Linked DNA regions of Mus musculus: region 1 is linked to region 2. The links are chromatin loops, found by intact Hi-C in ENCODE. Cell type or tissue: heart. All regions are shown on one strand.

Evidence for each region. Peaks named below come from ENCODE experiments on the same cell type or tissue, not always from the same donor. Only the 100,000 strongest peaks of a DNase experiment are listed, where the experiment ranks them.
Region 1: it touches region 2 in a loop (2.4-fold over the local background); 3 of 42 quality-filtered maps call a loop at or near these places.

What each region holds. Positions count from the first base shown.
Region 1 is chr1:153,326,379-153,328,878 of GRCm38, reverse strand. All of the region lies in intron 1 of Lamc1 (laminin, gamma 1), which reads left to right. Among named protein-coding and RNA genes, the nearest start is that of Lamc1, 5.2 kb to the left of the region's middle. In heart, no CTCF peak of the experiment used is centred here; no DNase peak of the experiment used is centred here; H3K27ac peaks cover 296 bases.
Region 2 is chr1:153,240,417-153,242,916 of GRCm38, reverse strand. Lamc1 (laminin, gamma 1) reads left to right here. Exons shown (of 28, transcript NM_010683.2): 15 at 135-288; 16 at 898-1,040; 17 at 2,422-2,500. Among named protein-coding and RNA genes, the nearest start is that of Lamc2, 55 kb to the right of the region's middle. In heart, no CTCF peak of the experiment used is centred here; a DNase peak (open chromatin) is centred at 1,356.

The sequences.
Region 1 (2,500 bases), 86 kb before region 2:
AACTGTGATGTGTTGTAATATAGTCGGGTTCCGGGCATAGCGCATCTGTGGATATGAAGAGTTAATGTTGCTTTGGGAGCGACTATATCTTCTGCCTGCTGTGGAGAGACTTCTCAGTCAGGAACCCCTTCCCTAAAAGTAAGCCTTCTTTTGCTTTTAGCTTTCAGATCTCTCCTGAGTAATCGGTATTGATTACTTGGTTGCTATTTAAAAGTGTAGCATTTACATTTAATAATAACACTGTAAGTTTTAACAATATCCGGGAACTTGTTGAAAGTGCTGTAGCTGAGCATTTGACTCTTTAAAACAGTCCCTTTAATTAATTTAGTAATCATTGTGGATGGAAACTTGGCAGGTAGGATTTTGATCTTGCATAAAGGTAAGCTTTTCTCATTCTTAAAACAGTTAGGTTAAGAAACTGTTTCTATAAGCAACTCAATCGAAGTTTATGCAATCTCCAAAGTTAGCATTGCAGCCCAGGTCCCAAGCTCTTCATCAGATCAGACATGGATGGTGTAATCTATGTGAAGTGTCTCGTGTGTGTGTGTGTGTGTGTGTGTGTCTGTGTGTGTGTGTCTGTGTGTGTGTGTGTCTGTGTCTGTGTGTGTGTGTCTGTGTGTGTGTGTAAATCAGAATCAACACAGAAGGTGATTTGGTACGTCTATGAGTTCAATTTATTATTTAATATGAAACAAACAGCAAAGTTTCCTTTTCTCCTGGAAAAATCTTTGTAATATGGGCTCTGACTACAGTTGAGCCAGTGACTTCACTGTGGTATTTGTGCACCCTGAGGGGACACTATTTTTCGTTTGTCTCACAGAGGCCTGATTTACATTTTACAGGTTTCAACTTGAGAAGTCAAGGAGCAGTTCTTTAATGGCCAGTAGTTTACTGAATGGTTTTATAAAAGACGCTGTTGGCTATGCCCCTGTTCCACAGTTCATTGTTTTCTCTGCAAATTTCTTCTCCTGGTTTTCTAAGGCACCAGAAGAAAGCAGACACACCAGAGGGAAAGCTGGAGCCGAGGCTCCCTGCTCCATCACTTTATCCTTGGTCACATTGGTGTCAGAGGCGGAACATTGGGTTATTTCAGTCCTAAATCCTTTTAGGAAGCTGGGTATGCTTTTTATCATGTTCCCCCCTTGCAGTGTGCATACATTCTCATATTACAGCCAGATATTCCGTAAACATTTTTAAAATACCTGAGAAATGCACACCCCAGAGCCTAATAGGAAGGTGTGGAAGACCGAAGGCCCTTTTCTAAGAGCTCATGTGCTTCTGAGTGGAATTTAAAGTTGTAATGCTTTTTGCATATTATAGCAAGGGGGGGTCTTTATAATAATATTTTACATTTTTTGAAAGCCTCCAGATTGTCAGTGGTTAGATTTCTTGTAACCTCATGAAGGTGACCCTGAGGGTCCTGTAGTTGTGATCCTATGAGTCCTCGGACAGGTAAGTCCAAGTCACCTTGGTACATCATTCTCTGCAGCTAATAGTTCCTCTAGCAAATCTCTTAAGAGAGTGTTTATCTCTTTAAAATAAAAGCTCAGGGGTTTATCCCTTTAAAATAAAAGCTCATGGGTGCGGGGTGGGGGAGGGGTGGGGCTGGAGAGCTGGCTTAGAGGTTAAGAGCGCAGATTGCTTTTCCAGAGGTCCTGAGTTCAGTTCCCAGCAACCACATGGTGGCTCACAACCATCTGTAATGGGATCTGATGCCCTTTTCTGGTGAGTCTGAAGAGCGACAGTGTATGCAGGAACATAAAATAAAATAAATAAAAAGGCTCACAAACAGATTGATTCAGAGATCTGGATTGCTGTTGTTCTTTTCCTTGATTTCCCATCAGCTGTTGTTCCTTTTTTGCTTACATTCCCAAATTCTTATTGTTGCACACACACTGTCCCTGAGGGAACATGTAGCCTTCATTTACCATATTCAAATGTAAAGGTGTATTTCCGGTTAGCTCTTCCTTCAGGTCTAGTCCTGGATATGATGGCTGTGGGGTGGCTGGGTGGAGCCATGCTTAAAATTAATTTACTTCTTTTTTTTGTTTTTTAAGGAATTATTTATGTATTTTATTTATATGATTACACTGTAGCTGTCTTCAGACACACCAGAAGAGGGTATTGGATTCCATTACGGATGGTTGTGAGCCGCTGTGTGGTTGCTGGGAATTGGAACTCATAACCTCTGGAAGAGCAGTGCTCTTAACCGCTGAGCCATCGCTCCAGCCCCTGATTTACTTCCTACTGTTCTGTCCACCGCACATGCAGTGTGGACTCCATTGGCTTTCATCTGATGATTTCCCCATCTTGACACACTAGTGATCTTTCAGCTTCACAGATCGGCCCTTACGCAGATAGCTGTCAGTTTTCAGCGGGGTAGTGCTCTTAACAAAGCCCCTGCAGCCTGAGAGCATAAGTTGAAAGTGCTTGTAGTGCCCCTGTAGTGCTTTCTGGGCTTTGGCAACAGTGGTGTTGTTGATGCTTGTACTGGAGGAGT
Region 2 (2,500 bases):
CCAAGACAAGACTCTCTGCCGTATCGGCTTCTGTGTGAGACAACACAGGCCTAGAGAACCTGGTCCAGTGCCTTAGGTTTTACTGCTCTCCCTGGAGATTTGCATCTGTTGCTTTCTCTGTCTCCCCACCCTAGCCTGCGCCTGCAATCCCTACGGGACAGTGCAGCAACAGAGCAGCTGTAACCCGGTGACCGGACAGTGCCAGTGTCTGCCTCATGTGTCTGGCCGCGACTGCGGTACTTGTGACCCTGGCTACTACAACCTGCAGAGCGGGCAAGGCTGCGAGAGGTGAGACTTGAGTCTGTGTAAAGTGATCCTTGTTGTCTTTGTCTTAAGAAGTACATCTTTCCAAGCTACTCTAAGCAGCTGGCTTGAGGTTGCTTAGGAATTGTTTCCAGTGTCTTATGCAGGAAAGGCGCTGTGTAAATAGGGGACAGAAGGGATAGATAGCATAGTGGCAGTTCTGATGTGTCAGACACTAATTCTTTTTTTTTTTTTAAGATTTATTTATTTTATTTATGTGAATACAATGTAGCTGTCTTCAGACACACCAGAAGAGGGCATCCCATCCTATTACAGATGGTTGTGAGCCACCATGGGGTTGCTGGGAATTGAACTCAGGACCTCTGGAGGAGCAGTCAGTGCTCTTAACTGCTGAGCCATCTCTCCAGCCCTCAGACATTTCAAAATGCAGATTGCAAGGTTTCTTCTGAGACAGACTCATCAGGGCTGCAGCCTGGGAGTCTGTCCAGTTCTCTGTCAGTAGGGTTTAGTGTGGACCTAAGGGAACAACCCCTAACATTCTGATGAGTCGTCCTTAGCGTGCTGTCTTCCAGATGAGAATGTTGCCCACTCTCTGCCCCTCCTACCCTAGAAACATCTTGTGCTTCTCCTCAGGTGTGACTGCCATGCTTTGGGTTCCACCAATGGGCAGTGTGACATCCGCACCGGGCAGTGTGAGTGCCAGCCTGGCATCACCGGCCAGCACTGTGAGCGCTGTGAGACCAACCACTTTGGGTTTGGACCTGAAGGCTGCAAACGTAAGACATGGTGACTTGCAGTGCAGTGTCTCCCATGCCAGTTAGTGCGTTACAGGCCTGATAGCCTCTGTGGCCACGAAAGAAACCTCCTGTGACTATCAGAAAACTCTGGAGATCGAGGGCCTTTGGTTCCTCTGGTACCACCCTGTTGATGTCTCCTTTTCTAGTTTTTTTATACTTATTTCTCCTTGTAATTTTGTTTTCTAAAGAAAAAAAAATCCCCCCTGAAGCACTGAGCGTGTCCACTCTGCTTATTAAGGCTTCCTGACTACCTCGGCTCTGCAGATAAAGAAGCAGCCGTGGCTCTGCTCGGCCGCTATTGGCTTGCTTCGGCTCCACCCTTGGAGCCCATTTGGTTTGGTTGCATATAAACATCTGCTTCTCCTTGGCATAAACACTTGCCTGGAAATCAGAACAGTTTGGATTTTTTTGCTTTCTGAATTCCTTCATTTCTTGTGTGGAATGTAGAAATTCCAAAGAGAAAACAAACTGTAAAGAAGCGCAGGAAGTGTTAGGTTAGCATTTGGGTTTTCTTATTTCTTAGAGAAATTTAAAGATGAAAGTAGAGAGGAGTCCCAGAAGCATATGAGAAAGAGCGCTACATCATTTAATATACTGTGTGTGTTCTCTGTGTAGCTCAGGCTGACCTCACTTCCCCTTCCTCTACCTCCCAGAGACATATTCTCTACCATGCCTGACATTCGTGTAATTTTTATACCACATTGAGGTCATGTGCCCCAAGGGATTGCTGAGGTGACTCAGTTGATAAAGTGCTTGCCATTCGAGCAGGAGAGCCTGAGTTCAGATCCCCAGCACCCATATAAAAAGGCAGGTGTGTATCTGTAACGAGGCCGAGGCAGGTAGATCCCTGGAGCTCACTGGCCAGCAGCTCGGGTTGAGATGCAAGTCTCAAAATATAAGGGAGATCTAGGCACAGTGGCACACACCTTTAATGCTGACACAGCAGCTCTTTAGAGACCTGGACCTAATTCCAGGTAAAGGTAGGCAGAGCTCTTGTGAGTTTGAAGCCATCCCGGTCTCCATAGTGAGTTCCAGGCCAACCAGGGCTGCATAATGAGACTCTGTCTCAAAAATACACACACACAAAAATAAACAACAGAAATTAGGTAAACGGTGGTAGAGATGAACAGATACCCAGTGTTGACCTCTGACCTTTGTAAGCATATACATGCACATGTATGCACACATGCCACATGCTGCCCATATTACTTCACAACCTAGTTTTCCTTTTAAAATGTCTATCTTGCCTGCTACATGGACTTAGCTATTTAAAAGTCTCATAAGTGAATTTTTCATAAGTACACATGATGATGGTACAGTCAGTCCGAGTTAAAATGGGAATTGTCTCCTCATTCCTTAGCTTGTGACTGTCACCATGAAGGATCCCTTTCACTCCAGTGTAAAGAGGACGGCCGTTGTGAATGCAGGGAAGGCTTTGT